Regions from separate parts of the Homo sapiens genome. Here region 2 is linked to region 1. The links are chromatin contacts, found by Hi-C or POLR2A ChIA-PET in ENCODE. All regions are on one chromosome and are shown on one strand. The core of a region is the stretch at or near the end of the contact, and the rest is flanking DNA. Distances in the headings are between cores, read along the strand shown. Region 1 overlaps CORO1C (coronin 1C). Region 2 has its middle 37 kb from the start of CORO1C.

Region 1 (4,056 bases), core at 1,378-3,877:
ACACACACACAAGTATGTATGTGGGCTGGGGGAGCAGTGCACCCCAATACTCTTCACCATGGTTTCCTAATAATCTGCTTTAAAACCATATAGCACACAACCAAAACACATTTGCTTCCCCCCACTCAGAGAGCCACAAGAGTGGAAGACAAGGGGAGGACCGCTGAGCTCAGCTCCCACCTGCACTAAGAAGCACATTGCGGGCCGTTGGATGCCAAGCCACGATGCCGACTCTCTTTGAGTGGCCTTCCAAAATCACCACAGGTTCAGTCAGGGAAAGGGTGAGTCCATTTTCTGGGATCTGCCATACCTGTTGGACAAGGAAGAAAGATGATCCACATGAAAGCTATTGCCTTTCATTATCACATTTACAGTGACCATCCACTATAAAGATTTGCTCTATGTAAACAGAACATAGAGTGATATCTGGATGAAAGGCAGAATGTTGTGAAATGACCGTGTTAGGCGGTTTTTTTTTTGTTTGTTTTTTTGTTTTTTGTTTTTCGTTTTTGAGACGGAGTCTCACACTGTTACCCAAACTGGAGTGCAGTGGCGCGATCTCGGCTCACTGCAACCTCCATCTCCCAGGTTGAAGCAATTCTCCTGCCTCAGACTCCCAAGTATCGGCTGTTTTTAAAATGTAATATGTTATCGGAGATCAGGATACCAACAAGGACTACAAAACATTTCCTCTCAGCTTTTATTTAATATTATTTGGGATTTTATTCTAAATTCCTTGTTAAGTTCAAAACTCTCCAGTTAGAAGCATGCAAAAAATTGAAAGAAAACTACAAAATGATTGAAACACTCAAGAAAAGGAATGGGAATGAAGACACTTAGCTAAGTCTGTGGTTCTTGATGGGATGACATAGTTTTTAAAACATATTTTCTATAATTTTACACTTGGAAAACAAAAATACACTTAATATTTTTATAACATGTATTATAGAAAATATTACAAAAGAAAAAAATGAATTAGACCTCATCAAAATTAAAAGCTTTTGTGCTTCAAAGGACACTATGAAGAAAGTGAAAAAACAACCTGCAGAATGGGAGAAAATAACTTACAAATCATACATTTGATAAGAGACCCATAGCCTGAATATAGAAAGAACTCTTAGAATTCAACCAAAGGACAAATAACCCAATTGAAAAATAGGCCAGTCATCTAAATAGACATTTCAAGGAAGACATATAAATGGCGAAAAAGCACATGAAAAGATGTTTGGCATTATTAGTAATTACAGAAATGCAAATCAAAACCACAAGCTCTCTCTTCATGCCCATTAGGATGGCTAGAATCAAAAAGACAGATAACAAGTGTTCACAAGCATGTGAAAAAATCAGAGCCTGCACACATGGCTGGTGAAAATGTAAAATGGTATAGCCACCATTTGGTGGCAGACCTTGGAAAACAGCCTGGCAGTTCCTTAAATGATTAAACAGAGTTATCATATGATCCGGTAATTCCACTCCTAGGGATATACCCAAGAGGATGGAAACTATGTGTCTATGCAAAAACTTGTACAAGAATGTTCATAGAAGCATTATTTGTAATAGCCCAAAGGTGGAAACAACCCAAATATCCATCTATCGATAAATGGCTGAACAAAATGCGACATATTCATACACTGGAATATTATTTGGCCATAAAAAAGAATGAAGTACTGATACATGCTACAACATGAGCAAACTCTAAAAACATTATGCAAAGTGAAAGAAGCCAGACATAGAAGACCGCATATTGCAGGATTCCATGTATGTGAAATGTCCAGAATAGGCAAATCCGTAAAGACAGAAAGTAGAATAGTGGTTGCTTAGTGTTGGGGAGAGTGGAGGGAGGCAGGTGGAGGGGTGATAGCTAAAGGATTTGGGTTTCTATATGAGGTGATGAAAATTTTCTATAATTGTCTGTGGTGATGGTTGTGAATATTCTAAAACTCAGTGAATTGTACATTTTAAATGAGTGAATTCTATGTGAATTATATCTCAATAAAACTTGTTATTTAAGAAAATCCTCTTGACTAGTGAAGACATGCAGAAGACTCACCACATCTTAATTGGGGACATGCCTGGGCACAGGGGGAGAAAGGGACAGGGAAAGTATGAGTGGAAGGAATGAAAGACTTTATGTTTAACAATGAACAACAAAGGTTTCAAAAGGTTAAGAAACAAACAACCTCTAAGAAAAGGGCTGAGTTACAGGTAAGCTGAGTAGCATCAAGAACCCTACCGAAGACCAGATATTAAATAATATTTAAGTTTATGAAAAAGCTAAAGTTTAAAATCATTATCTTCTACATGAAGATTAAAACAAGTAAATTTACCATCAGAAAATGATTTTGAGGAACTAGCTCATGAAAAATTTAAGAACTTGTCAATGAAAAATCATGTTCAACACTAGAACACGTGAGAAAAAGAATTTTCCTTTGTGGGAACTTTAAAGAAGGAGACAAACAATTGTCTGTTTTCAATTGCTTAGTGGAAGGCAGAGATCTAGACTGGATGAGTGTTTAGGGTTCAGCTCAGTTCTACTGTCCTGCAAAAAATGAGAACAAAAAGTTTGCCATTCTGAAGAGTGGGAAAAAGTCATGAGTTGAGTGATTTGTTCATTTTTACAGCTAAATTCTGCCCAGGCTAAATATAACCCCTTATGCAAATCATAACAAAAATAAACCTGCATTTTGAGGGCCCAAGCTTAGAACATCACCTAATTTCCCCAGAGCCAAATTTTAAGCAAGGCAGGTGTGAACAAGCATAGAAGGAAAAGGAAGACCTACCCTGCCCTCTCCCTCCCTCTGCGGAAGAGACCTTGACCCAGGCCTCTTTCCCCTGCGGAGAACATGGGCATCTGCTCTCCTCCATTACTGCATGTTAGCTTTCATCCTGACATGCACTATTTTTATTCAAGAATTTATGATTAGTGAAACAACTCCACATTGAACTTGACTATCTGAATATAAAGCAGGACTGACATTTTGAACAGAACAAACAGAAAACAGTGACTACTAATTTGATCAAAGCATGAAGTCGACAGAAAAACAATTATGAAATGGGACTTCAGTGACTCAACAGGAAAAGCATTTTGCAAGATGCACTGTGACCCCACTTAGAACTGACAGAGTGGTAATACCACCTTCAATCTCCAGATGGCACCCCAACCATGGCCTGCTGGGTTTCCTTGCAAGGACTGAAAACGCCTCTGTGTCTCACTCTGAGCACAGCTAGTGCATTTTCCAAATCACTAATGAGACGTGGAGTGATGGGAGACTTTGTTTATAATCAGCATTTCCAACCTTAAAATATGAGGGCAGAAGCAGAGCTCATAATGGGGACTTAACCTTTTCCTTTCTCTAGCTTCTCCCCATCATCTTTTCCTGGATTAAAAGAAAATTTTAATGATGAAGCAACATTTATTAATTTTTAAAATAAGGAAACTCTGTGTGTTCCTTCTTTACCTCACCTCCAGCTGGTTTAACGGTTCCCTCAGCTGGGTTTATTCACATAAGACAAGCACCTAAGCCATTTTACTACCTTGGTTAACTCTTTCTTGTAACACATTTATTGAGTTACAATAAATTGTATTGTAACCCATCTAGTACTGGGTAACTAAATACAGGCCCTGCTCTTGAGAAGTTGATGGTCTAACAGAAAGCAGAGACTTCTATCAGACTGAAAATCAAAGACAACAAATCCAAGTGGTGTGATACAGACAGTTAGAGAGTGAGCACCAGAGTCAGGCAGAGTCTGGTTCAAATCCTGCCTGGGCCACTACCTGTGATGATCCTGGCAAACATCACTGCATAGAGAAAACATTAGTACCTATGCCTGCGAGGTGTGCTAAGAGAATTAAGGAATTAATTAACCCTCAGCACAGAGCCAGACACACACATAGTGCCTCCAGAATGCAGAGACAGTACACAGCAGGGCTGAGATTATGGGCTCTGGCCAGACTGATGTGACTGAATTCCTGATTCAGTCACATAGTGGTGTGACCTTGAGGACATTCACCTAACCTTTCCAGGACTTAATATTGAACCTGCCTTCTGTGAGGCG
Region 2 (4,119 bases), core at 785-3,284, 100 kb after region 1:
GCAATTCTCATGCCTCAGCCTCACGAGTAGCTGGGATTACAGACACCTGCCACCACGCCTGGCTAATTTTTGTACTTTTAGTAGAGATGGGGTTTCCCCATGTTGGCCAGGCTGGTCTCGAACTCCTGAACCTCAAGTGATCCGCCTGCCTCGGCCTCCCAAAGTGCTGGGATACAGGTGTGAGGTGAGCCACCACACCTGGCCCACCAGTTCTTCTTTTTTTTTTTTTTTTTTTTGAGATGGAGTCTTGCTCTGTCACCAGGCTAGAGTGCAGTGGTGTGATCTCGGCTCACTGCAACCTCTGCCTCCCGGGTCCAAGTGATTCTCCTGCCTCAGCCTCCCAAGTAGCTAGGACTACAGGCTTGCACCACCACGCCCAGCTAATTTTTTTTTTTCCTATTTTTAGTAGAGATGGGTTTCACATTGTGGCCAGGATGGTCTCCATCTCTTGACCTTGTGATCCGCCCACCTCTGCCTCCCAAAGTGCTGGGATTACAGGCATGAGCCACCGCACCTGGCCTCGCCCATCAGTTCTTTAGTCTGGTAGGAACACTCCCACACCCAATTCCCCACACAACCCCCATTTCTTCTCACTCTTTCACGCCCAATCCAGGGGTCCCTGTTGGACTTCTGTGATGGGGGCCCTCCTCCGTTCCATTTGGAAGCTTTGGGTCATGGCATGAGGCTATACCAGTGATGCCCTGTCCACATCAGCTGAGAGGTGTTCCCCAGGGATCGCCGAAGATCCTTCAGGGCAGTGGCCTCAGAGAGCTGATGGGTGGCACCGACAAGAGGTAGGACCCCTGGCCATTCCTGCTGAGAATCCAGCCTGTGTGGCTTTCATGGAGACGATCTGCATTATTAGCAGAAAAAAGCACGGGGCTTTAAAGTCAGACAGGCCTGGAAGGAGGGTGGAGGTTCAAATCCCATTTCTGCAACTTGAACCCACTCACTATAAGCTCAGTTTTTTGTTGTTGTTGTTGTTGTTTTTGAGACAAGAGTCTTGTTCTGTCTCCCAGGCTGGAGTGCAATGGCACGATCTCGGCTCACTGCAACTTCCACCTCCTGGGTTCACGCGATTCTCCTGCCTCAGCCTGCAGAGTAGCTGGAATTACAGGTGCCTTCCACCACGCCTGGCTAATGTTTGTATTTTTAGTAGAGACGGGGTTTTACCATGTTGGCCAGGCTGATCACAAACTCCCAACCTCAAGTGATCCGCCCACCTCGGCCTCCCAAAGTGCTGGGATTACAGGCGTGAGCCATCGTGCCCGGCCTCAGTTTTCATTTCAATAAAATGGAGTAACAGCATTTCCCGGGGAGGATTCTTGTAAGAGTTAGATATTGTAACCCTAGAAGTAGCTCCGTAGCTAGTTTTTTTAGGGAAAGGGAAAAGATTTGTATGGCCCAGATGCTGTCCTTATAATCCCACAGGTGGAGCCCTCCTCCCACAGAAATGAGGTCTTGTCTTCAGTTTTAAGAGTGAAAAACCAAAGTCCAATCTCTTTATCTCTGGTGGCAGAGATAAAGAAACTGAGGGTCAGAGAGGGCCAGGAGTTTGTCAGAAACCACAGGGCAAGTGGACAGCAATACTGAGAATGCAGACCCACGGATGCCCCCCGGGATAACTGTGCCTAGAATCTGTGGGTCCAATGGAGGGAAGAAAGCCCCCGAAAGGCGCTCACCTTTTCGGATGGGGTTTTCTGCCTTCTTCCTGTTGGACCTTGGGACTGGCCGGTCCCCTCTAGGGGAATCGGAGGCAGAGGCGCCTCCCGGAGTCCCCTGCGGGGCGCTCTGGAGCCTGTGCACCTGGAGGCCGGCAGACACTCCGGGCCTGCAGCGGGGACCCTCGGAGCTGGAGAGCTCCAGGAGGTGCAGGCAGCGCGCCACCTCCTCCAGACGGTACACGACGGGGCGTCGCGCCTCCAGGGCTAGGCCGGGCGGATGGAGGGGGTCCCCGGAGCCCGGGGGAAGTGGCGCAGTGGGCGTCTGCATCGGCCCGAAGGCACTTGCGCAGAGGTCCGGCAGGCAGCAGAGCACCTTGTGGGCGTGGTCGCTGGAGGCAGCGCCTGGCACCCCCATCTGGCACAGAGCGTCCCTGCCCTGCCCCCTGGGGCTGCGGAGGCCACCTCCACGCCCATTTGCCATCCCTGAGCCGCTTCTGCGACCTGTGGGGGTGGGGCGAGGGTGACTGGGCTTTCTCTTCCCCTTTCTTTGGAAGTTTCTATGACATCCCAAGCCCAAGAGCTGCTGGCATTGTGTCCTCCTCTCACCTGTCATCTGGGGGTCGGGGAGACAGACTGAACTCACCAAACCACAGAGCTCGCTGTGCACCCCTGAATGGGACACTATCTCTTCCTTCATTCAACAGACAGATCTGGGGCTGGGGTCAAGAGCCTCCCTCTTCCCATTGTGTGCTTAGGCAACTCTCTGAACCTCAGTTTTCTCATCTGTAAAATGGGAATGCTAAGAATAATACCATTTTAATAGTGTTTTCAGGATTAATAAGAAAACAACCAAAGTGTTTGGCATCCCGGAGGCCTGCAGCAAAGGGGCTGTTTCTGGTTTTGTTTTGTTTTGTTTTGAAACAGGGTCTCACTCTGTCACCCAGGTTGGAGTGCAGTGGAGCTGTGCAGCGGCGTGATCTCGGCTCACTGCAGTCTCTGCCTCCCAAGTTCAAGTGATTCTCCTGCCTCAGCTTCCTGAGTAGCTGGAATTATAGGTGTGCTGCATGCCCGGACATTTTTTGGATTTCTAGTAGAGAGGGGGTTTCACCATGTTGGCCAGGCTGGTCTCAAACTCCTGACCTCAAGTGATCCGCCTGCCTCGGCCTCCCAAAGTGCTGGGATTACAGGCGTGAGCCACAGCCCCCAGCTGGGGCTGTTTTTGTTGAACCCTTCCTCCACCCCTACCTTCCTGCCCCCTCAGCCCAAGGGAACCCCCTGCCTGGTCCACCCAGGAGCCCATCCCTGCTGAGCTTTGGGTTGAGCAGGGAGAATGGCTAAGGCCGAAGCTGGAACCAGCAAGAGACAGGCTCTGTGACCTTGGACAAGTAACTGCCTCTCTCTGGGCCTCAGTTTCCCCATCTGTAGAAGACAGGTGCTATACTGCAACAAGTCAGAGGGGCAGCAATGACCGGTACATTTATGGAGCACTTACTGTATGCTTCATGCTTCACCTGCTTCCTAACAACCTTATGAGGCCACCAGCCCCACGGTACAGGAAGCAAGGCTCAAAGAGGTGGAGCGAGGCGTCTACGGTCATACAGCTATAAGTAGGGTTGGTAGACTTGAACCCCAGCTCTCCTTTCTGAGTAGCATGTTCCCCTGGGGGCCTTGGGCTAACTTTGGAGGGGCTTCCACCTCCCCAGCCCTCCCTTCCTTCCAACCTCCATCGGGAGGCGCTCCCCTGGAGGAGCAGCTGCCGCTGGCCCCCACCAGGCTGGGCACAGAAGGCCAGGGCTGGGCATGTTCCCCTGGGGGCCTTGGGCTAACTTTGGAGGGGCTTCCACCTCCCCAGCCCTCCCTTCCTTCCAGCCTCCATCAGGAGGCGCTCCCCTGGAGGAGCAGCTGCCGCTGGCCCCCACCAGGCTGGGCACAGAAGGCCAGGGCTGGGCTGCTGCTCTGCCTCCAGCTAGCTGGGAGATGAGATGGACAAACACGGGAGAGTCGGCCTGTTGGGGGAGGGCATTCTGGAAACCTGCCCTGGCTCTCCGGGTCTGCACCCAATAGCCACAGAAATGGAGACTCAGTTCCTTCAGCAATCTGTGCCCCTACTATGTGCTTGGCACTGAGCAAGGTTCTGGGGTGGGGTGGAAAAAACGGGACACCTGTCTGTCCTCCAGGAGCTCACCCTAAGTCACAGAAGCCCGTGTTGATGGAGGATTTACTATGCGGACTGCCTCCTTTAGTTCTTACTACAGCCAAGTAATTGGTGCTAATATTATCCCCAAGTGAAGTATTTGGAAGACGAGGTCCAGAGAGGAAAAGTGATTTGTCCGAGGTCATACTACTCGGTCAGTGTTGGAGCTGAGGTTTGAACCCCAGACAGGCTGACTCCAGGGAGGACCTGAACTGTCTCTCTACAGGGCTGTTCATAGAGTACCTACTATGTGCCAGTCAT

The links. A loop is a pair of places that touch in the nucleus more often than their neighbours do. ChIA-PET counts read pairs that join two places held with the same protein, here RNA polymerase II (POLR2A). Pooled maps may share reads with other maps.
Region 2: a loop to region 1 is called in a map of Caco-2, with 10 times the contacts of the local background. The contact joins two enhancer-like sites. A Hi-C loop is called at or near these places in 3 of 168 maps with a recorded cell type or tissue (Caco-2, HCT116 and mammary epithelial cell), 10 of 37 single-sample maps with no recorded cell type and 14 of 50 pooled maps. POLR2A ChIA-PET finds 5 or more read pairs at or near these places in 10 of 52 experiments (BJ, IMR-90, OCI-LY7 and 5 more).

What each region holds. Positions count from the first base shown.
Region 1 is chr12:108,661,849-108,665,904 of GRCh38, forward strand. CORO1C (coronin 1C) reads right to left here. Exons shown (of 11, transcript NM_014325.4): 4 at 181-310. Among named protein-coding and RNA genes, the nearest start is that of MIR4496, 28 kb to the left of the region's middle. RefSeq lists an enhancer at 2,855-2,924. Within about 2 kb of position 2,628, at least 24 of the 41 ENCODE cell types and tissues checked have a DNase peak (open chromatin) inside an H3K27ac peak, as active enhancers do.
Region 2 is chr12:108,766,882-108,771,000 of GRCh38, forward strand. No RefSeq gene overlaps it. Among named protein-coding and RNA genes, the nearest start is that of CORO1C, 37 kb to the left of the region's middle. RefSeq lists a silencer at 1,869-1,938 and an enhancer at 3,496-3,996. Within about 2 kb of position 2,035, at least 3 of the 41 ENCODE cell types and tissues checked have a DNase peak (open chromatin) inside an H3K27ac peak, as active enhancers do.